6 separate regions of the Mus musculus genome follow, and regions 1, 3, 4, 5 and 6 are each linked to region 2. The links are chromatin loops, found by intact Hi-C in ENCODE. Cell type or tissue: heart. All regions are shown on one strand.

Region 1 (4,000 bases), 180 kb before region 2:
CATCTCATGAATAATGCAATACTCTAAAACCACAGCCCGATCTACTTCCTAAACCATTGTAAATTCCTGTATATGGGAGCTACTTGGCTTTTATTGATAGTGTAATACCAGAGGCTATTCTGAATGTCAGTGTCTAGCTCAAGGACGTTCTAGGACTGTTGGAACACTGGCGAAAGGCTTTAGCTATGTCAGAATTCAATCTTAAAAGGCACTTATAATAAAGACAGCATGTGGATCCATCCACTAGACTAACGCGGGAATGGAAAATTTAGAGAGCACGCCAGACTCCAGGAGCGAGTTTCCGTGAAACTCTTTTGCCTCAAGAGTAGTTTTCAAGCCTTTCGGCTTGTCAAGCTGACTCAACCAGAGCGTGTGGCACTGTTCCACCATGATACCATGATACACTTCCTCTAAAAAGGCCACACCTCCTCCAATAAGACTTCCTAATAGTGCCAATTCCTGTGGCCATGCATTCCAACATGTGAATCTATGGAAGCCATTCCTATTTAAACCTCCACAATAGTGGCAGGATAACTGAAAACAGCTCAAGGGGAAATCACATATTTGGGCTCATGGTTTCAGATAGATGTAAATTTATTGTCTCTTGAAAGGCAGAAGAGAGCAATTCTTTATAATTAATTATTTAATTTATTTTTTTACATCCCAAATGCTGCCCCTTCCTTCTTCCCTCTTTCAGATTTTCCCCCATCTCCCCATACCTTCCCCTCACTTCTGAGAGGGTGCCCCTTCTTGGCATCCCCCCACCCTGCGGCATCAAGTCTTTATAGGATTAGGCCACTGAGGCCAGACAAGGCAGTCCTCTGCTTTCTATGTGTATGTTCTTTGGTTGGTGGCTTAGTCTCTGGGAGCTCCCAGGGGTCCAGGTGAGTTGACACTGTTGGTTTTCCTATGGGGTTCTCATCTAGTGCAATTCTGTTGCACAGTTGTGTGGCAGAGTTCATTATATGACAATGGAAGCAGAATGAAAGAATAAGGGTCTGAGTCATAGCGGTTAACCTTAAAAGGCCCACCACCAGTGACCTAATACAGAGAACCAGACTGCAAACCCTCAAAGGCTCCAAACCTCCCAAAACAATGTCTCCAGATGAGCTCCAAATATTCAAACACATGGGCCTGGAGTGGGGGTGGGGTAATCTAACCTTCAACCCATAACATTATACCACTGGACCCTTCAGTCTCATGGACCACATCATAATATAATTTTTTTTATCCTTTTTCAAGAGTCCCCCTTAGTCTTCATAATCTCAACATCATCTATAACCTTTATTTCTGTGTGTCTGTGTGCATCAATGTGTGTGTTCATCTATGTGTGAGTGTGTGTGACTATGTGTATGCAAATGTGTGTGTGACTATGTGTGTGCAAATGTGTGTGTGAATGTGTGTGGTTGAATGCATGCATACCACAGCAGGCAAATGGAGGTTAGAGGACAGTTTGCCAGAGACAGTTCTCTTGATACACCAAATGGGTCCCAGGGATGAAACTCAAGGCCTTAGGCACTTTTACCCCCTCAGCCATCTCAGTAGCCCAACAGCTTCTGTTAATAGTGCTTATCACTAGCAGTCACAGGCCTCTTTTCTCTATACAACATTGTTTTAGTTAGTATCTGAAGGCATGGGTTTCAATGTGATATTTCCATACCTGACACTGACGACCTGGCAGTAGCCACTTGAAGCTGAATTTGCATCCTTATTCCAGATTCATTCACTATGTGGTATAACTGCATTGATGATGTCAGAGGTGGAAGTTTCAAGTGCATCATTTCACCAGCAATCATAGAAAATCCACCACGGAGCTCCCCACCCCCTTCTTACCCACTCATTGTAAGCATCTCACTCCCTGTGACTTCCACTACCGAGTAAGTCTAAAGTGAAATCTCTGTCCCCACTATACTAACACAGATAAAAGGCTTCACAAGTTTCTGCCACTAAAACACTTTTAAAATGATAGAGGTTATTTGTATTTAAGATTTACTCTCTATCAAGTGGCTTAGCTATACTAACTTGAATCTATCTCTAAAATGTGAACCTCTTTCTGAAATTGTCATACAAAAAATCAAAATACAGCTTGGAAGGTAAATGTCAGAGTGAACAGTTAGTCAATAAATTATTTTATAATTTTAATTTATTGTATAATATTTTACAATTTTTTTCAATATGAAAATTATTTTAGTGTTAGCCCTTTGTTTAATCTGCTTAAGTTACAACACAGTAACAGCATCGATCAGCACTATGTCAATGAGCATTATTGACCAGTGAGAGATTTATAATTTTTAAAACTTTTCAATTTCAAGTAGGCAGATGGGGGAGTACCCACATAGAGGAGAGGAAGAGGAGGGGATATGGGTCTTGTGGAGGGTCTTGGAAGGGGGATAACATCTGAAGTGTAAATAAATAAACAAACAAAAAAAGGCACTGTCTTTTCTTCAAGAACTGGCTTTTGCCTTTGGAATATTTCTTTGGTCTTTGCTCTATCACCACTAGAGGGCAGAAAAGTACAGGAAAAAAATCCATGCTAGAGATTTAAATTCTTTGTAAGTTTTCTCAAACCGCATGGAAATCATGTTTTTTCCAAACACGCTTCCCTCTTTAGCAATCAGTGAAAATAATATCATAAATAAAAGTTAAATATTTAGTATTATATGTCAAATATCAGCTAAAATATAATATATTTAACTTCACAATTTTATAAAAATTATGTTTCCCAATACATAAAATATGAATTATAATGCAAAATCATTCATAATATACACAGGATATTTAACTCATAGTGGAAAATTATGTGAATTATTACAAGAGGGACAGAAGGCAATATGATTGGATGATCCTGTGCTTGGAGATGCAGAGACCAAAGAGACAGGCTTACTTATTAGGTGATAAGGCACATTGGAAGAAAGTTGTAAAAACACCAGAAAACATATCTACAAAAAGCCTACAAATGGGGTTACAAAAAGTGATCCCATACTAGAATATCAATATTTTTCCAATTTTTACACCCCTTCCCCAACCCACCTATAAACGAACAAATAGATAAAACATTAAAACAACGTACAACCAAAGTGTATAACATGCATGCATGAAACTTTCATAATGATTAACACCTATTATTTTATATATTTAATATATTATAATAAACATGCAAACTCACTTTGGAAATCCCACTGGAGTTTTTGAGCATAATGGATCCCAGGTAAAGGCATTTGCCATCAGCTCTGAAAATCTGAGTTTCATTTTTGAGACCCACATGATTCAAGGAGAGAATCAAATCACTAAAACACTCACATTATATACATATACATACATACATATATATATATGTATATATATGTGTGTGTGTATAAGTATATGTACATATACATGCATATATATACATATATGTACAAATATATGTATATGTACATATATATGGAGAGAGAGAAACTAATGTAAATGAGAAGACTTTAAAAGTTTCAATATTTAACTGAGCCAAGCAATTTTCTTCGATTGTCCATTGTTATAATAACAAGTCTTAGAGTATTGTAGTCTGTGAAGGTGGGAGGGTCCCTATATTTTTTTTTATTTAATTCCTCAAGATGACTCTCTTAGAGCATCTTTCAAAATGTCTACTCATGAATTTAGATCTAATGCTTTTATACTTTTTGAGTCTTACTATTTACTAACTTTGTTACTAATGAATGTAGATGGTATGCTTCCATACCTTGCCTATAGTCATCAACTTCCTGAATTATTTTATTAATACTAAATACATATAAAATCTTTTATGTTCTGCATCTGTAATCATCCTTTGCAAATGATATGATTTATTCTGTGCATTTTGCAATTTTATTTCTCTTTCTATGTTTTCCCCATTTCCTGTATTGACATAAAGTGATATGATAGCATCCTAGACATGATCTATAAATGAACAGAGAAATTTACAGTCTCTTAGTATCTAGTGTAATATTTACTAAGGGTCAGGGCTGGAGAGATGGCTCAGTGGTTA
Region 2 (4,000 bases):
ACAGACCATGATAAGCCTTTATGCATGCACACATATACACATACAAATACATACATTCATGTATATATACATATACATATACATATACATATACATATACATATACATATACATATACATATACATATACATACATACACACACACAATACTCCAAATAAAAAAGCCATCTGGTACCTTTTTTTCTAAGTCCAGTTAACTGTAACCTCAAGAAAGTGAAGAGATGAGCTTTCTGTCCTTTAACCAGCTAGAGCTGGTAGCACAAGATGAGTATTAGAAAGTCAGTAGCTTTTTGGGAACCCAGGTGCTGAAGAGGAGTGTAAAGGTATACCGAGCCTCATCTATCTCTTTCTTTCTTTTTTTACTTTTCACAAAGAAAACAGTTTGCATATCACATTTGTGTAAGAAAAAATTCATCTTTGTATTTAAGCAACTCATACACAGTCACATGATAAACCAATGGCAACAGTGGAACTTTATCTCAGGTTGGCCTCAGGTTGGTTAAGTATTCTTAACCAAAATACTACAGGAAACAAATTAATTTTAAACAATAAGAGAATATGTAAATATATCAAAGGAAAATTTGAAATAAGATTTAAAATTTAGAGCTCAGCCTTAGATGCTACACCAACAGATCTACTAGTAGGATCCTAACTACTGCTGAAGGCCCAATACCCGTATCGCTCCTATTATCCATTCCTTAGGTTGCAAGTATTTTTGACATATACGTGATCTCTGGAAGAAGTCAGAAATGATCCACAGCTGTATGATACAATATATACACCTGTGTACACACAGGCAAGCATATGCACATGTGCTCATGCACACACATGGATAAACGTGTACATGCACACATGCCCACACATATGTTCATGCATACATGCATACACATATGCACTCAGCACACAGACATCACACACACACACACACACACACACACACACACACACACACACTGCCACCACTACAACCGCCACAGGGCCTGCCACTATTTCTGTACATTCTTACTGGAAACAAAGAGAAAGCCTGAGAGAATCTGGCAAGTGAGAAAGAGGAGTAAGTCATATTTATCAAAGCAGAGGAGTCATTGTTTTCTGCACTGAAAAGTAGAACTATGTAAGTCACAATACTTCAACATTAAAGCAATGATAATACAAAACAAAACTCTAAATGACCATAATTGTTGCATTAGAAACCGGTGGTAGTAACCTCTGATTTACCCTTCATCCTCTGGTAAATCTAGAGAGATGGAAACTCCTTCCAGACCTGGTGGCAAAAGCATCCACACTAACCTTGGGTACAAGGACCACAATTGTAAGGCTCATACATACATTTTCTCTGTTCTACTCCTGGTAAGAATTGAAGTCAATAATAGGTCATTCTGGAAGCTTCTAAACACGCACAGTTAATGTTAAAATGTGAAACACACCTTCATGTAAGTCCAGCCACATTGCTGCAGAAGACACTTGAGAAAAGGAGGGAGGAGCTGGGTCAGTTCACCCCTCTTTTAAGCAGGAAGCTTGCCGCTCACCTCTCCACTCTCAAACTGTAGGCCTCATCTCTGCTCAACTTTCCCTCTGTGTATAAACCGTATGGCCAGTGGAATCTGCAGATATGCATGAAGAGTGACATCCTTACTTAACATTGCTTCTCGGCATGTTACTGTCACAGCACAGGGTTATAGTTCCTACTTCATGGAATATTGCAATAGCTATACAGGGTTAATTCCTAACTACTTTCCCCATAGTGTAGCTATAGAAACTCAGGGATAAAACTACTGTCTCCCAAGAGTATGCTGGCCATCAATTACAGTGGCACACAGCGACACCTAGTGGATAACAGTATATTTTGACCTCTCAAGTTGACATAAGCAATTTTCAGTTCTCCCCTATGAATATTCAGGATTTTTTTAAAAGTAAATTCTGGGTGTTTTTGAAACAAAAGAAAACGTATGCAATTTCCTCTTACTACTACAAACTGTAAATGCTCAGAAAAACATTCTCCAAGAAAAGTCACCTCTTAAGACTTTTATGAAAAGAAATCTTCAAGTGATATATTAGCTAGCAATCAAACAGTTTTAAGAGAAAGACATAGAACTGGAAACACAGCTCAGTTAGTAGAATGGTTGCTTAGCATGCATAAAAACCTGGATTCCACATACTGCATCACACACCTATCGTGGTGGATCATGCTTGTGACTCTGACACTGGGGAGGTGGAGTTTTCAGGATCCGCTGTTCCAGGCTATCCTTTAGAACGTTGCAAATTTGAGGCCAGCTTGAGATTACATGATATCCTGTTTAAAAAATTAAGGCAAAAATTTTTCATATTCAAAATAAACTTGTGAACTGAAACACACCGACACTGACCCTCTAAGAATATAGGAATGTGAAGAGAATCCCTTACCAAAATTGCTCAAGAAGAAGCCACAGATTTATGGTCTCTACCTATGCTACTCATTCAATGACTGTGTGACCTTAATCAAATGATGTGACCTCTATGTGCCTCTGTTTCATATCTGATATCATAAGAAGGTTTCGATTTAGATGATCTTTCAGAGACTACTCACAAAAGATGACAGATTTCTGTGCCAGTCATTAAACATAGAGATGGTCAATTCGCCACTGATAGTAAAATACAATCCATGTTTCCCACACATGGATTTTTTTCTTTTAAAAAACAATATAAATTGAGATTTTATTGATTAATTCATAGTCTGATAGCTAAAAAGCAGTGACAGGATACATAATCATGTTGTTAAGTAAAACATTTCCTTTCAGTAATAACATTGCTGTATATTTTTTTCTGTTTCTACAATAGCCTTTGTTATGATAATACCTTCTTTTTTTCTTCCTTTACTTTATTGGATATTTTCTTTTTTTTCTTTTTTTTATTACGTATTTTCTTCAATTACATTTCCAATGCTATCCCAAAAGTCCCCCCCTCCACTCCCCTACCCACCCATTCCCATTTTTTGGCCCTGGCATTCCCCTGTACTGGGGCATATAACGTTTGCCTGACCAATGGGCCTCTCTTTCCAGTGATGGCCGACTAGGCCATCTTTTGATACATATGCAGCTAGAGTCAAGAGCTCTGGGGTACTGGTTAGTTCATAATGTTGTTCCTCCGATAGGGTTGCAGATCTCTTTAGCTCCTTGGATACTTTCTCTAGCTCCTCCATTGGGGGCCCTGTGATCCATCCAATAGTTGACTGTGAGCATCCACTTCTGTGTTTGCTAGGCCCCGGCCTAGTCTCACAAGGGACAGCTATATCACCGTCCTTGCAACAAAGGCTTGCTAGTGTATGCAATGGATATTTTCTTTATTTACATTTCAAATGTTCTTCCCTTTCGAGGTCTCCCTTTTAGAAACCCCCTATTCGATTACCCATTCCCCTGCCTCTATGAGGGTGCTCCTCCACGCACCCACCCCCTCCAGTCTTTCCACCCTGGCATTCCTCTACACTGGGGCATCAAACACCCTCAGACCCAAGGGCCTCTCCTCCTACTGATGTCCAACAAGGCCATCCTCTGCCACATATGCAGCTAGCACCACGGGTCCCCACATGGACTTTTTTCATAACGTAAATTCATATTTGTACCTAATATTTAATCATAATTTTAATTGTAACACGGGTCCCCACATGGACTTTTTTCATAACGTAAATTCATATTTGTACCTAATATTTAATCATAATTTTCATTGTAAATATGTCATAATCTCATTAGTTGTTGAATAAAATGTTTGCATTAGCTTTAAACATTCTACACATTTGCTTCAGTACAATGAAAAGGAAACTGGGCCAGAAGCTCACTCTACTAATTACAGCATTTGAGAGGCTGAGGCAGAACTGACACAAGTTCAAACCTGTCCATGGATGGAACTGGAAACAATCATGCTAACTGAAGCAACCTATATCCAGAAAGACAAACAGCACATTTTCTCTCCTAAGTGGATGTTAGCTTTAAATTTTTAGATGCTTGTGTTTTATTATTCATATAC
Region 3 (4,000 bases), 190 kb after region 2:
GGAGAGAGAGAAAAGAGGGAGAGAGAAAGAAAGGGGAGGGGAGAGAGAGGGAGGAAAGGGATGAGAAGGAAGACAGTGAAAGAAAGGAAGGGCAGAAGTCCATTGGAAGGAACAGAAGAGAGGACAGAGAAAGGGAAAGGATGGAGAAAAAGAGGAGGAGGCAGAGGAAAAGAAAAAAATGAAAAAAAAAGAAAAGAAAAGAAAGTGAAGGAAGAGAATATATACAAGGTTATCTAGTATTATAAAGTAGTCTATGAATCAAAGGCCTAAAGAATACATAAAACAGATCATTTCTCCCTACTTAAAAGTTTTCAGTACACTGTGGGGGTGGGGTGGGGACTAGTGCATCACATCTCGTATTGCAATGGTCCTTTCATACGTGAAAAAAGAAATGTGAAGGAAGCTACATCCCCAGTGACCGGCAGCTTATAAGCCTTCGAAATCTAACTTTTCATTAACCAAACATGACCAATTTGAGAACAATAGTAAACCCATTCCAACTAACACTCCAGTTTCTCTGGCAAAAAATTAAAATTCCAGTCAGAAGACATGTGGCGAAATCAGTCTCTGCTTCTATACTTTGCAGTCTTCAGGTCACTTATGCAACTTACTGTACAAGGCAGTATGTCTAACCACATTCTCCCATCAGTTTTCAACTCACAGCAAGCAACAGCTCCCTGCTTTAGACAGCAAAGGCACAGTCTTTAACTCACAGTCTTAACAACTACTGAACACAACTATATGCAGTATTTGGTTTATGTTAGCATTTTTCATTCAGAAATAAAAAACATCCTTAGGTTCCTATTATTCTCAGTGTTTTGGTAAAGAAGGTGATTAAATTTCGCAATGCCTTGCCTGCCTGCATTTGGAATACGCACCTCAAAGCATAGAGGAAGCAGGGCCACGGCTAAGTGAAACCACCGACACACACTGGTTGAGTGACTAAGTCCTCTGAAACACAGGTCAAGCATTAAAGCAATACAATCCCGACAAAAACACTAATTTTCTCTCTTAGCTTCTGGGCACAGAAGTTACCGTTTAAGAAATTAATAATAACTTTAAAATCTGAGATCATGTTAGAGGAAAAGGGTGACGAAAAGAGTCTTGTGAAAGCATGTGTTCATTCTGATAAAATATTTCACAAAAAAAGTTAGACAAAATAAAATGGGGGGGGGGGTGCGGGGGAGAACCTGTGTCACATTTCTGACTATATGAACATTATTAACATTTTTTTTTCAATTACCTATCCCATGTTTTCTTGATTTGAAAAGAACATTTCACAAAGGTGAGCCACAGTTTTGGAGTTCTTTCAAATTAATATCTAAACATATTGCCAAGTTGTGTTTTGTTTTGTTTTGTTTTGTTTTGTTTTAAGCACTTAGTTATACACAGAATATTTCCGTGAATTTTTAAGCATATATTGGCTTTAAATTACTAGAGCATGAGTTAGTATATAAATATTCATAACAATGAATTAATGAAGAAGATAGGTGTTTGGCAAGTGAGACATTGTATCCTTCGTGTTATCTGTGTGGTATTGTTTGGAAAAGGAAAAAAAGTCTGCGCTGTGGGAGAATCCAGCGGCATGCGCTCAGGCAGCTCCAGCAGAGGGCATGGCAGCTTCAAAATGGAAACCTACGCTTTGTTTATCAGCAGATCTCAGGCTGTGGCTTTGCCGGCCAGTCTTTTTTCAACCCACTGCATTGCTGCTTCCGCCACCACAAAATGGAAACTGTGTGTCATCTTAGTATTTAGCAATCCTATTTACCTAAAAGCCAACTGTAACAACAACAAACTCTAAAGGGAAGTTGCCAGACATGAAGCTATTACTTTAAATATGAAAGCCGGTTTTGAAAAAGACCTGGGGGGGGGGGGGTATTTTTGGTGGAGATAGAATCCAGGGCCCCTTCGTGCTCAACAAGCATTCTGCCACTATATTCCCTCCCAGTGCCATGTGGTGTCTTCTCAAGAAAAAAGGTGTCTGTCTGTAGTAGATACTGCCTAAACTCCCAAAATTACCAGTGGTTGTAAATTTATCCACGATTTCCAGGGAGAAAAAATAATTTTGTGACTTACTTCCAATTGTCAGTCTGAAAAGGCTTGTAGAGAAAAAAAAAGTATTAAAGTGGATTAAATACAAAAATCATCTAGGGTGGTCTACCTTTCAACTAGTTAGTAGGGCACATGTAAATTCACTTTGTTAATGTATAAAAAGAGCAGAGCTTTTCAGGTTTAAAGATCTTGAAGGTGCTAAATATGAACTATTTTGTTTCTTGTCCTTACTCATTTATTATATAAACATCAATTTGTCATAAGCTTGACACACACACACACAAACTGCATTATCTTGCTAGTTGATAGAATTTACACATTTAGAACCTAATTAATTTTGAGTTACTTCTTACAGATTTTTTATGCTGAAAAGCTAGCTTGACATTGCTCTGTTTGTATGTGCAAAATAATGCACTTTGTTGCCATTACAAAGGGTCTTAAATGCAAGATTTGCATAGTATCTTTTGAGACTGGCAAAAAAAAAAAAAAAAAAAAAGGAGAAGAAAAAATCACATTGCTGCTCTTAGTCATGAGAAATTAGGGCTCAGGCAGGAGGAAAGTGACTGCCCTAACAGAGACTTAGCAACTACTGGCTCTGATTACACCTGCTAACAGCCACAAGTGTCAAGGGTCACCTGACCTATATTGATGATTTTAATACCCAGGGTTGTAAGAAAAAAAAAGTCCTGTTTTGTATTGTTAAAAAAAAGTCAACTATGCCTGCACATTACAGATATTTTAACGAGCAACACTATTTTATTAACACAAGCTTAATAAATATGTATTAAATCGTCAGAAATTAAAGCAAATGTAGAAACAGTGCAGATCTTTTCGGCTTATTAAAAATTTCATCTTACAGATTCATAAGCATGCTATCAAGTATTTGTTGCTAAAATCGAAATGATATTCCTTCTATAATAAGGCTATACCAATCTTCTTCATTAGCGACTGCAGACTTTGATCTCTGACTCAAACTACCCTCAGCTTGTCACAATGTGTTGCTTGGTTCCCAGTTTGAGAATGGGTCTTCATTTTCCTTTTAGTAGATCTAGTATGAATCAGAATAACTAGAGCCTAAGCCGTACCTTTTTGTTAGTCTGTTCAGACTTTATGGGAAAACCACTTAGGTATTCCGCCGCATCATTCTGGTAACATAGGAAGCTGAATCAGTTTGTAGTTGAAGTCATGTATTAGTTCTTACAAATCAGGGCTTATTAAACCCTGCAGGAGCAGAGACAGGGGTTCTCACAAATGAAGCTTACCCAAACAAATTCTTTACACCAACCGGCTCTCACATCTAGCTCTAGCCCCCACTGCACCGCCACCTTAACTTAAGCAGTTGAACATCTAGTAATTCCTAAATCTGTTCAACCGTGAATGACTCATGAGGAAATCCTGATTCCTTACGCTCTGAAACTACACATGATCCGTGTGCAGCAGAACTGCGAGATCCTGGGTTTCCCTTTGTATTTCTCACCTATCTCTCTGATCTTTGCTGTGCCCCGCAGGAGATGCCCCTCGGGTCTCCTGGGGAACGACCCTGCAAAGCCACAGCCTGCTGCAGCCATGCATTTAAAGATCAAAACTGCAGAACTGGTTAAAACACCAGGTTTTAATAGAAACTTTCTCCCGCTTCCTCCCTGAGTAGCGTGGAATTCCCTTTAGGAATTCCAAGGTGCCTGAGCGAGCTACAGCACCTTACTCAACAGTCCATATTTCAGGTTTTTCTAGTTGTTTGATTTCCTTCTCTAAAATAGGTAGAGTTGCTGAGTGCAGCCAGCAGGGCTCTCCCCATCCCAGCTGCAGTTTATGGGTGTCCGGATGAACAATAGATACAAAGGTGGGGCGCGCGCGAACACACACACACACACGCACACGAGTAAAAGGTACGGTCTTCAGTAAAGGAAAAGCCAAGAACTCGGAGACCCTTCACCGCGTGGCTGCCCGA
Region 4 (4,000 bases), 160 kb before region 2:
TATAATATTTTGGAAAATACAGTAGATTATAAAACTAAACGAATGCTCTTATATGAAGTAATTTTGTGTCAAGAGAAATGAAAATATACATTATCAAAAGTAGCTTACTGGCCAAAGAAGTTTTTGTCACAATTGTTAGAACCTATATAACCCTTACTATACAGACTGAGTCTCATAAGCAGTGACTTCTACAAAATACTCAAGGACAACAGCTCAAGATTAAGATGTCAACAGAGTCATTTCTTCTAAGGACATCTGTCCTAAAACTGAAGATGTCTGTCCTCTCCCCCGTGTTCACACAGTGCTGCCTCCCAACACTCTGTGCATGTGTGTGCGTGTGCATGCACATGCACATGCATGTGCACACACACTTTCCTATGTTAACAAATATCTTCCTTTTAAAACAATAATATTCAATATCAGATTAGGGCCAATATGAAATATTTTATTTTCACTTACATTGTTAAAGATTTTATCTCTAAATACACTAATATCTTAAGGTGTTAGGTGATGCAACTCCAGTTATTAAATTCATACCATAAACTAAGTGACCACTGATTAAATTCTGTATGTCAGTTTGACTGGGTTATGATACCCAGCCATTTGTTGAAACATTAAGTTAGATATTACTATGGAAGCCTTCTAGTGTAAGTGAGTTTACAATCAGTTGAGTCTTAGTAGAGTATCCTCTACAATGTGTGGTATTCATTTATTCAGTAGGGGACTTACAAAAAAAATCTAAAGACTCCAGACAAGGCATAATTTCCCTGGTGACTATCACAAAGATAAAATCCCTGAGTTCACAGTTCTCCTGTCTTACAGCAGCCTAAACTTTAACCTGAACTTCCCATGTGTAGCAGGGCCCTATGGATGCTAACATTTTTGGCCCCTCAGCCATGAGTCACTTTGAAAGAAGCTTGCAAACTCAATCCTATCAACATTGTTTTCTTTGAAAGAAAAATCTGAACAATATGGTCATATAATGAAAAGTATTCAGTTATCAGAAGGACAGAATACTCCTAAAAACATGAATAAATCTGACTTTCTATATTGAGTAGAAAGAAATGTCAGAGAGGTAATATGTACATTCTATCCCTCAGTTTCTTGCAGGTCCTAGTCAGGGCAGAATTTGCTGGCAATGACAGAGACAAGAAAATTGGTGTCACCTGCAGTAGAGGAGTGAGGATGAATAGGCACTGGAAATGGACAAGAGAAAAATAACTCCCTGGAGCATTCTGGGACTGTGCTATACCTGGTTTAGACTGGTAGTTAAATGAGGGTGCATCTTTGTCCAGTCTCAGAGAAATGAACAGTGCTTAAGTAAGCATTTCATTCTTTGAAAATACTGTATGTGTTCTTTAAAAGATTATAAAAAGTAACATGGGCCTACAATTTTATACTAGATAAGTATTTTGTTTAAAAATATGATTGTTTTATCAAATAAGTGACTTTCTGTAACAAAATATATTCATGATTGATTTAATGTCAGCTCTTACTTCCACCTTGGATTTTCATTCTTTGTCCTGACTGAACTGATTAACCAGTAGAGGGCATCCTCCATTCATAAGCATTATGAGACCATGGTGATAAATTCACCACCACCACCCCTAATCAGGTTTAATATAAATAAACAGTGAAGTAACAGTTATAAATAATTTTTTAGCCAATGATTTTAGTTAAAAATTTAGTATATTAGCTATATGCCAATTCAATTGAATTATAAATTCCTCATAGACTAAGGCCCCATGTCTCCACAAATATTTAAGATTTACTGAATATACCTATTTGTCAATTTCTTTTGTAAATGAATAAGATTTTTCATTTGGTTTTGCTGGAAAATGTCAATTTTATCTATCCCCAAGAGATATCCAATACCATACCACTAAGTAATTTATGATTTAACCTTAGGTTTCTAGATGGATTGAATTTGTTTTGATGCTTTCCTGGGTGAAAATGACAGTATTAATTTTAACATATTGGATATGTATATACATATATGTGTGTGTGTGTGTGTGTGTGTGTGTGTGTGTGTGTGTGTGATGATGATGATAAACAAGTATTTTTTTTGAAAAGCCAAAATAGACAAATGAAGAGCAGATGGAGAAAGAGAATGTATCTGCCAGAGGAGAGGTATTCGCCTCACCCAGGAGGACTTTCTTGGTTCCCAGGTTCCTCTGACACTAGTCTGCACAGGTGAGAGTATGGACTACAGAAGCTAACAGCTTCTGGGACAGGCCCTGTGTTGGGCCTTCATCTTCTGCCAGGAGGCAGGTCTGAATGCCAGATATCTGTGCACCTTCCCTGCAAGAGGAGAGCTTGCCTGCAGAGAGTGCCTTGACCACTAAAACTCAGGAGAGAGCTAGTCTCCCAGGTCTGCTGATAGAGGCTAACAGAATCACAAGAGGAATAAGCTGTAACCAAAGACAACTATAACAACTAACTCCAGAGATTAACAGATGGCGAAAGGCAAATGTAAGAATCTTACTAACAGAAATCAAGACCACTCACCATCAATAGAATGCAGCACTCCCACCTCACCCAGTCCTGGGAACCCCAACACACCCGAAAAGCTAGACCCGGATTTAAAAGCATATCTCATGATGATGGCAGAGGACATCAAGAAGGACTTTAATAACTCACTTAAAGAAATACAGGAGAACACTGCTAAAGAGTTACAAGTCCTTAAAGAAAAACAGGAAAAGACATCCAAACAGGTGATGGAAATGAACAAAACCATGCTAGACCTAAAAAGAGTAGACACAATAAAGAAAACCCAAAGTGAGGCAAGGCTGGAGACAGAAACCCTAGGAATGAAATCTGAAAACATAGATGCGAGCATCAGCAACACAATACAAGAGATGGAAGAGAGAATCTCAGGTGCAGAAGATTCCATAGAAAACATCGGGACAACAATCAAAGAAAATGCAAAATGCAAAAAGACCCTAACTCAAAACATCCAGGAAATCCAGGACACAATGAGAATACCAAACCTACAGATAATAGGAATAGATGACAATGAAGATTTTCAACTTAAATGGCCAGCAAATATCTTCAAAAAATTATAGAATAAAACTTCCCAAACCTAACGAAAGAGATGCCCGTGAACGTACAAGAAACCTACAGAACTCCAAAAAGACTGGACCAGAAAAGAAATTCCTCCTGACACATAATAATCAGAACAAAAAATGCACTAAATAAACATAGAATATTAAAAGCAGTAAGGGTAAAAGGTCAAGTAACATATAAAGGCAGGCCTATCAGAATTACACCAGACTTTTCACCAGAGACTATGAAAGCCAGAAGATCCTGGACAGATGTTATACACACACTAAGAGAACACAAATGCCAGCATAGGCTACTATGCCCAGCCAAACTTTCAATTACCATAGATGGAGAAACAAACGTATTCCACGACAAAACCAAATTCACACATTGCCTTTCCATGAATCCAGCCATTCAAAGGATAATAACAGAAAAAAACCAATACAAGGACGGAAACCAAGTCTTAGAAAAAGCAAGAAAGTAATCCTTAAACAAACTTAAAAGAAGACAGCCACAAGAACAGAAGGCCAAAATTAACAACAAAAATAATAGGAAGCAAAAATTACTTTTCCTTAATATCTCTTAATATCAATAGACTCAATTCCCCAATAAAAAGACATAGACTAAAAGACTGTCTACACAAACAGGACCCAACATTTTGCTGCTTACAGGAAACCCATCTCAGGGAAAAAGACAGACACTACCTCAGAGTGAAGGGCTGGAAAACAATTTTCCAAGCAAATGGTCTGAAAAAACAATCTGGAGTAGACATTCTAGTATCGAATAAAATTGACTTCCAACCCAAAGTTATCAAAAAAGACAAAGAGGGACACTTCATACTCATCAAAGATAAAATCCTCCATGAGGAACTCTCAATTCTGAATATCTATATTCCAAATGCAAGGGCAGCCACATTCATTAAAGAAACTTTAGTAAAACTCAAAGCACATATTGCACC
Region 5 (4,000 bases), 120 kb after region 2:
AACACTTAAGTCATATCCAATAAGATCCAAGCTAGTTTTTTCTTCTGTGATGGTCAACAACTATGCAAACATTCCTAGAAGGAATCCAACACAACACTCAGACATCTGAAGAGTCACTAACCTATGTGCACTGATGGCACAGCTACAAATAATATGCATACTATTTGGCCTAAGAGCCAGAAAGTATTTCAACAACAACAGAAAAATTGTTACATGAGAATCTTTAAGAACTTCAGTGTTTTGATTCTGGGACTGAATTTAGGCATATTACCCATGCATGAATCATCTCTCATCTCCCGTCTAATCTTTAAAAGCTAGACTTTTACATGCACCCAACAACCTAAGACATGTTTTTAATTTGCAAATGTATTTTAGCAAAAGTTCTTCCTACCCACTCAATTCATAACCATTTGACTTCTGAGTGACTCAGTTTCAAAATCAGACCTACTACCTACGTAGTGAGAGTACTGCCAAGACAATGCAGTGTGCTTCTGTTTTCTCCAGTGTTTTGTTGATAATCACCATGGACACATGAAGCCACAGTGGCCCCTGAGAAGTGCGATAAGATTCATCATTTGTGGTGAAATGCTGACGTGCTATTACAGAATAGTCAGTGCTACTACAGATGTGTCATGAACTTTCAGGTTGTGTGTCAACACTGATACATAGTATTGATGAATCAGATGATGTAACAACAGTAGAAGTATTTTTTTTTCATTTAAAAAGGTTTTAAAGCCGTTATATCAGCATGCTACCAAAGGTTATTTTTTAGCATCAGATGTTAAATATCACTATACATGCAGCCGTTCTCATTGTTCTCAGTGGTTGGTAGACGTGTGCTTCTGTGGTCTTGGGTTTTATTCATCCATTTGTATTTCCCATCAGTTATAATCAGTCATGATAATGTAAATTAAAAGAAATTTTGCCTAAGCTTCTTCCTACAGTATCCTTATGACTGCATCTAGACAATGTCCCACAAAAGAGAATATAGCAATGTGTGAAGTCTGTAATAGTATTATTTATAAGATACTTATAGGCTGAATATGGCATGTATGGTGTCTTAATGAATAGTTACTTATTAGAGAGAGGATTTTGTTTCCAAAATGATGAAGAAGTGAGATATAAATACGTGATTAGGAAAACACATTTGAGAGACAGGCATAGTTATATCTACAAAATGAGGAGAAGAATAACACCTTGCCTGTGAAATTTTATTACTATATGAGAGAAATTGTGTTCTAAGCACAATGCTTTTTTTACATTTTCTTTTTTATTGGATATTTTATTTATTTACATTTCAAATGTTACCCCCTTTCCCAGTTTCCCCTCCAGAAACCACATATCCCATCCCCCCACCCTGCTTCTATGTGGGTCTCACCCCACCCCCACCCACCCACTCCCACCTCCCTGCCCTGGCATTCCCTTACACTGGAGCATGGAGCCTTCACAGGACAAAGGGCCTCTCCTCCCATTGATGTGCAACAAGGCCATCCTCTGCTACACATGCAGCCTTGGGTTGCTCCCTGTGCACTCTTTGCTTGGTGGTTTAGACCCTTGGAGTTCTGGGAGGGGGAAAGTATTCTGGTTTGGAAGAGCAGTCTGTGCTCTTAACATCTGAGCCATCACTCCAGGCCTTCTAAGCACAATGTTTAAATTTAGGAGATGTCTAGTGGGAGTAGATAGATGCCTAAAGAGTGGTGCAAACAAGCTGATGACAATTAGAAATGAGGCAGAGGAAATATACAAAAGAGCAGCCAAAGGAAACTTCAGGCATGAGGCAGAACTTCAGTGAGACCTGAGAGATGGTTAGGGTATGAATGTACAGGGTGAATGGTGTAGTCGGACAGGCTACTTGGATGGAGCAGTTGAAGGATACACTTATCACGTATGCTCAACCATAACTGAAGCGAAGGTGTGGCTTTCAGTTGACCATGATGTAAAACTGGAAAAAAAGAGGACAAAAAAAAAAAAAAAACACTTGACTAAAAACCTACATAATCTGCACTAAGTAGCAGGGAATAAAAATGGGGCTGATAATTTTGCATATTATCAAAAGTGTTCATACAAGTTCATGGGATCTAAGTAAAAAAGTAAAAACAACCCAAGATAGTGTAATAAGAGTAGCCAATGGATTTAGAAGCATGTTTACACTTAAGGCATGGCTCTGACATGTCACACTCCATTTCAGAGATGTACAAAACTTTAACTTTCAGTACAAGATGTTATAGTTAATCTGTTTTTACTTAGCATACTAAATGTGTTTGACCAACTGAGATATGCAAATGTAGGATCACAAGATGCAACAGTAATCAGATATTACTTAATGAGTTGTGTGTCTAGTTTCTAAAACAGATTGTCTACGGTATTATATCACTCTGGTTATAAACCAACCGTTCATCAAAACTCATCAATTAGAAGAACCCGTGAAGCAATAATTGTTAATATTTAACAACATGACCTGTAAGACATTACAAAGATTCTTATATATTTAATGTCTTCTGTGGTCCAACTTTTAAGACATAATGGAAATATTTTGCTTTAAATAATTACTGATCAATTTCAAATTTGACATTTCTTCTGTAATCTATGATTACTGCTGAAACATTAAAGAATGATACTTCAGTTCAACTACTGACTTCAACAGATGTTGAAAAATCAGTTTTTACTTTAGTAGAAATTTCTTTTTATAGTATAATAAGTTTTAATAGTAAACATGCAGGAATTTCTCATACATCCTCTTGATCCTGAATTTATTATTTTTCCTTCAGGATAAAGAAAGTCGTTATCAGGATAAAAAGGATTCAGGACCACACCTTAAAATTAATATGATGTGGGATGGAGACACACACCTGTTATCCTAGCACTGGAGGGGCTTAAATAAGAGCTCCTAGATCCTAAAGCCATCCTGATCTATCTAATGATAATAACAATAAAAAGAAATAGAAATTCATACAAAATGCCCCTAAATATGGAGGTAAGAAAACATTCGTTAACTTTTACCAGTGAAATTACAGTGTCTTACAACTGAAAGCTGTAACAAGTATGCTTAGCACTGACCATAAAAGAAACTAAAAATAAAGTATATGTTGTTGTCACCTGTATGCCCATTCACCTGCCACTGCCTGACAGAGTAAGGCTGCATTTTACAACACCTTCAGGTCTACAACTACATTTGGGCAGGTAGAGAAAGGGGTTGAATCTGAGAGGAGTTGGAAGAGGGAAGTGAACATGATCAAGACACATTGTATAAAATTCAAAATAAAAAATGATTTACATGTCATTATGTATGCTCTCAATATCCTCATGTCCTGATACACACAGCTTTGTGCTCAGAATCAATTTTCTGCTTCCCACTCACTCTGTCCTAGCTCTCAAGATCCTGTCAAATAAATTAAATAATAGTCACAAGATTGAAATCTATAATGAAAATATAACCTGTACCTGGGATAGCATGAGCATGAAGAATCCGAGTTTCAATAGATATGTTTTGAGACAAGTTGATTTAACCATTGGGTGAGAAAATTGATTGCTGCCTTAAAAACTGTAGGGTGAACACAGATAAACTCTGGAAGAATTCTTCAAATCATATCGTTTATAATTAACTCCCCACTTTCATTCTATCTAAAAAGAGTCAAATCTACTTGAAGCTAATTTAAAAAAAATACTACTACCATTTATTTGTTTGTTTGTTTATTAGAGGGAATGAGAACATTCTATCCCTACCTTTAGTGGGGGGACTGCGTCAAGGGTAGCAGCAATCACTCCACTCTGGACAGCTCTATAAACAGCCCAAGGCTAAAGAAAGACTCAGTTTCTGTTCATTCTGGTTCCAAAAAGCCCTGACCCAGCACTGAAGAGCAGTAAACACAGCACTACAAGTGGTAAAGCACCGGTCTCAGAACAGAGCTCAGAAACAGTGACCTTCCACAGTCAACCGTGGACAGTAGTGGAAACACTTTTCATCCTTACAAACTGGTTTCATCTTCATTCTGATAGATAG
Region 6 (4,000 bases), 380 kb after region 2:
GCCTACACAGCAAGCACTTAACTCACTGAGCCATCTCCCCAAGGCCAGTTTGCTATTTATGTATTTAATGTCTCTCAAGCCTAATCTGCATGAACATATAGATTGTGCCACTGTTGTTTGTACCACTATACAGACAGCAACTAAGTCCTTGGTAATTACAATATATTAAATATGAACTGATCCAGGGAACACTACTATAGCTATCAGCAATAGCTGAGAAATGACCTTAAATGGGTGTCACGACGCTGTCAGTCTGGGCAAGTGTCCCTTACTAGATTGGGGTAGGTCCTTGGAAGAACTCTCACTGTTTTCAGTATGCCACAAGAGGCAGCCCTCCTTGACACAGACAGAGAGGCCTTATATTCTGGGTTATGGTCCTGTCCAAGCTGCCTGGGAGACATGTGATTCTCTATACGCCTTTCTATATTTATGTTCTATCTTTTCAATTCACCCTTCACAGTTCATCCTCATTTCTTTAATTTTCAAGTTGATGAGACGCCCATCATTAGCTTCAAATGTAAATAAAGCTTAGGAGACACAATTTTACTTAATGCCTATCTTGAGTTCAAATTGAAATGTAGGAAATGTCCCTGTCATCTCTCCCCTCGTCCCCTCCTTTATCAAATAAGCTGTTAACATACACTCAAAAAAGACGAAAAAAAAATCCTTCATAGTAATGTTTACAGTGTGGCCACAAAGCATCACTATAAATGGTGCTCTGAGTGGAACTGAATCTTATAAACATTTATTCAAACTACAGCAACATTATTTGCGCTTATGAGGCTAAGTGCCTCTTATACACTGGTCTGTCACATGCATAGGAAAGTTACTTATGCTGATGCTGTCCCTCTGGAGAAGTTATACTCTACTGAGTATTACAATCCCACAGGTTTCACACACAAGCTCCAAAAGCAGTTGAGGAAACAATGTCTTCACTCAGAGTAGCTAATAAATTAATTAATAATAAATTAATGAAAAAATGAATGAGTAGAAGTTGTGGCAGCAGAGCTTCATGTCTTTTCTGCTGTGAGGATGGTCTTGTGACATCTTGTATCTTAATATCTATTGACTCTCACATGCTTGTTGATTCTAACAATGGGCCTTAGAATTGTCTACCTTTATTTAAAGGTGTATCCAGAAGGAATTTGATTTTCATTTTTTAGTGAGAACATTTTGAAAGACACTGTTAAGGTTAGATGTAAAAGCTTGGCATACTGACTCATGACTATAGTAATCCCAGCAACTAGGAGTCTGAGGCAGGAGAATTGCTGGGAATTCAAAGCCAGCCTGGGTTTGAATAGCAAGTCCCAGGTCTGTATGAGCTACAAAGAGTAAGACCCTGTTCTCAAGAGAAAAAAAAAAAAAAACTGTCCGGTGGGCAGGTGGAAGAAGCCTGCCTTTTCCTACCCACAGCAGGAACCACTATGAGCAACTATATGATGGAGAGATGAGAAAGAGAAGATGAAGAGTTTGTGCTCTGTGAAAAAAGGAAAAGGACGCACTGGAGACATGAGGGTGGTGAGGAACAGTCTGATATAAGTAGCCTTATATCACCTGCGGCCATGGTGATAAGCCAGCCTGTACTACCACTGAAAGCCATGTCTGGTTCCGTGGCCATGCAGAAACTGGGGTCTGGGTTAATGTCCATGGCCCATGTTATCACCAAAGGTCATGTGGAAGCCCCTGCTGCCTGAAGCCGTGTCGATGTCCAAGGGCTGTGCAGAGCTGGCCCACCCTTCACTTGCTGCAGTACTTGGGAGAGCTCCCCCTGGTGGTGCAGAGGTGCAGGAGAACCGGTAAGCTGTACCACCCGGGGCCCAGATCCAGGGCTTTGCATTGACTCCCCCCAACATCTATCCCATCTATGAACTGAACTGCTAGAGCACAGGAAGGAACTGGTACTATACATCCCAAGCTGCAGGATCTCCATGACACAAGACAATAACAGGATAACTTGAGATGTATCCCAGTGAGCATCCAGTATTGAGAGTATAGTAGAAACCCTGAACTAGACCGTGATTCAGTACAGTGAACATATGTAAGTAAAGTTGTTTAGGCAAATGGGTACACTGTGTGATACACAGTGACATACCACAGCTCCCAGGCAAGATGTTTGGGTTTTTTGTTTTGTTTGTTTGCTTGCTTGCTTGTTTTCTTTGGAGTGGGAGGTTGCAAAGGCAGAAGGCATATATGAAGGGGCAGGATTAGGGTGCATGATGGGAAATTAACAAAGAATCAAAAAAGTAGAGAAACAAACAGGAAAAAAGGAGACAAATGAAGTTGAACGGTTCTGTATAGAAATTCCTGTATACCATTTGGAACATAATGCTTATACCAACGATGCTTTTGTGCATCTATGATGGTGCTAGGAGCTTATGCATGCCAGACAAAGTCTAACTCTAGCTACATGCCCAACCTCTTTGTATCATTTTGAAAGTTAAAAATCAACAAAAATAACTTCTCCAAGACAATAATTACATTTATAAGCATATGTGGTTATTGAAAGAGAGAAAATAGAGATTCCCAAATATAGAGATAATCTCTTGCAAAAGGTGATTGTCCTAGTTTCATATCTGTTACTGTGATAAAACACCCTGGCAAAAAGGTGACTGAGTGGAAAAAGAGCTTATTTGGCTTACAATTCTAGATCACCTCAAATCATTTTGGGTAAATTAAGGCAAGAGACTGAGACATCTGATTATACCATATCAACAGTGAAGAGGAGAGAAGGAGAGAAAGAGAGAGAGACAGACAGACAGACAGACAGACAGACAGACCAATCCTGCCTGCTTGCTCACTAACTCATGGTCTAGCCTAGGGAATGGTGCCACCCACAGTGGGCTGGATCTTCTATCAATTAACAATCAAAACCATTTCCCAAAAATATAACCATAAGCCAATCTGATTAAAATAATTCCTTATTTGATGATCTCTTCTAAGGTGATTTTAGGTTATATCAAGTTGACAATTAAAACTAACCAGTAACTAATTTTTTTCCAAGTTTTTTTAAGTCTCCATGCTTACATTTAGACTCACCTATGAGGAAACAAGGCACAGAAGCATAGGGCACCTTTAAATAGATCGTCTTTATCTGAAGAGCCTGTTAACATGTTTGATTGCTAACTGATGGTGAAGGACCCAGCCCACTGTGGGAGGTTAGAGCCCAGAAGGAATTGGGGGGTGGGGGAGGAGAGTGTGGTAGAAATATTGAAAATACAGTACTCATTGATGAGCTCTCAAAAAATAAATAATGTAAAAAATATTTCTAAGCCCCCCCCCCTACAGGTTATATAATCAACACAAATTGCTGCAAAGGGAGTATACTGACTGGCAGAGCTGCCTGCGAGTTGCTCAGGGAGTTCCAAGAACACAGTTTTCATGAGTTTGTGGGAGTGGTGAACCTTTTAGTGCCATGGCTATCTTTGAATCACAAAGGCTCCTATAACTTCCCAATCAAAAATAAACCTTGCTGGCTTGCTAAGCTGGTCTTGAGTAGAATCATTTCATTTGTCTGTTACTGATAACCTGACATTTCTTCACATCCTTCCAGAAAAGCCATGCAATAAGCTCAATTTACACCTGAGAAGGCTAATTTCTTACACATAGACGTTGCATTGGTTACAGGAACTAGTACTCTGATCTAGGGATAGTTTAAAAGAAAAATAGAAAAAGAAAAAAGTACCTCAACAAGGGAGATGACCCAAAATACCAGAATAAAGTAGTTTTTAAAACTGCATATAGTTTTTAATTACATCACTTGAGAAACGTGCTGGCATAGAAAAGCAGGAAAATGTCAGTCATGAAAGTAGAAATTATGGAAGTTTAAACACTTCTAGGATGTGTAAATGAAGGACACAGTGAGACTTGGATGAAGGCACGTATAGGAGAGCAGGGGTGGGGAGCACTGGTTAGTGTCCATTACAACAAAGCTTGGGATGAGCTATCATCACAGGCAGCATTTGTAAAAGCCAAATCATTTCCTTTGGGCTAGACTCACCTA

The links. Hi-C counts contacts between places; a loop is a spot of excess contacts. Peaks named below come from ENCODE experiments on the same cell type or tissue, not always from the same donor. Only the 100,000 strongest peaks of a DNase experiment are listed, where the experiment ranks them.
Region 1: a loop joins it to region 2, with 9 times the contacts of the local background. A loop is called at or near these places in 28 of 42 quality-filtered maps.
Region 3: it touches region 2 in a loop (2.3-fold over the local background); 12 of 42 quality-filtered maps call a loop at or near these places.
Region 4: a loop joins it to region 2, with 4 times the contacts of the local background. A loop is called at or near these places in 10 of 42 quality-filtered maps.
Region 5: it touches region 2 in a loop (1.9-fold over the local background); 2 of 42 quality-filtered maps call a loop at or near these places.
Region 6: it touches region 2 in a loop (2.8-fold over the local background); 25 of 42 quality-filtered maps call a loop at or near these places.

Annotation. Positions count from the first base shown.
Region 1 is chr1:144,378,715-144,382,714 of GRCm38, reverse strand. No RefSeq gene overlaps it. Among named protein-coding and RNA genes, the nearest start is that of Rgs1, 130 kb to the right of the region's middle. In heart, a CTCF peak has its summit at 2,489 (motif pointing right); no DNase peak of the experiment used is centred here.
Region 2 is chr1:144,195,675-144,199,674 of GRCm38, reverse strand. Gm35415 (a long non-coding RNA gene) reads right to left here and starts at 2,257. Exons shown (of 3, transcript XR_387456.2): 1 at 2,173-2,257; 2 at 1,429-1,605. In heart, a CTCF peak has its summit at 1,835 (motif pointing left); no DNase peak of the experiment used is centred here.
Region 3 is chr1:144,004,408-144,008,407 of GRCm38, reverse strand. No RefSeq gene overlaps it. Among named protein-coding and RNA genes, the nearest start is that of Rgs2, 2.3 kb to the right of the region's middle. In heart, CTCF peaks have their summits at 1,601 (motif pointing right) and 3,823; a DNase peak (open chromatin) is centred at 1,667; H3K4me3 peaks cover 1,219 bases; H3K27ac peaks cover 1,396 bases.
Region 4 is chr1:144,351,069-144,355,068 of GRCm38, reverse strand. No RefSeq gene overlaps it. Among named protein-coding and RNA genes, the nearest start is that of Rgs1, 100 kb to the right of the region's middle. In heart, a CTCF peak has its summit at 1,542 (motif pointing right); no DNase peak of the experiment used is centred here.
Region 5 is chr1:144,072,736-144,076,735 of GRCm38, reverse strand. No RefSeq gene overlaps it. Among named protein-coding and RNA genes, the nearest start is that of Gm35356, 5.9 kb to the left of the region's middle. In heart, no CTCF peak of the experiment used is centred here; no DNase peak of the experiment used is centred here.
Region 6 is chr1:143,811,881-143,815,880 of GRCm38, reverse strand. No RefSeq gene overlaps it. Among named protein-coding and RNA genes, the nearest start is that of Uchl5, 37 kb to the right of the region's middle. In heart, a CTCF peak has its summit at 1,773 (motif pointing left); a DNase peak (open chromatin) is centred at 1,740.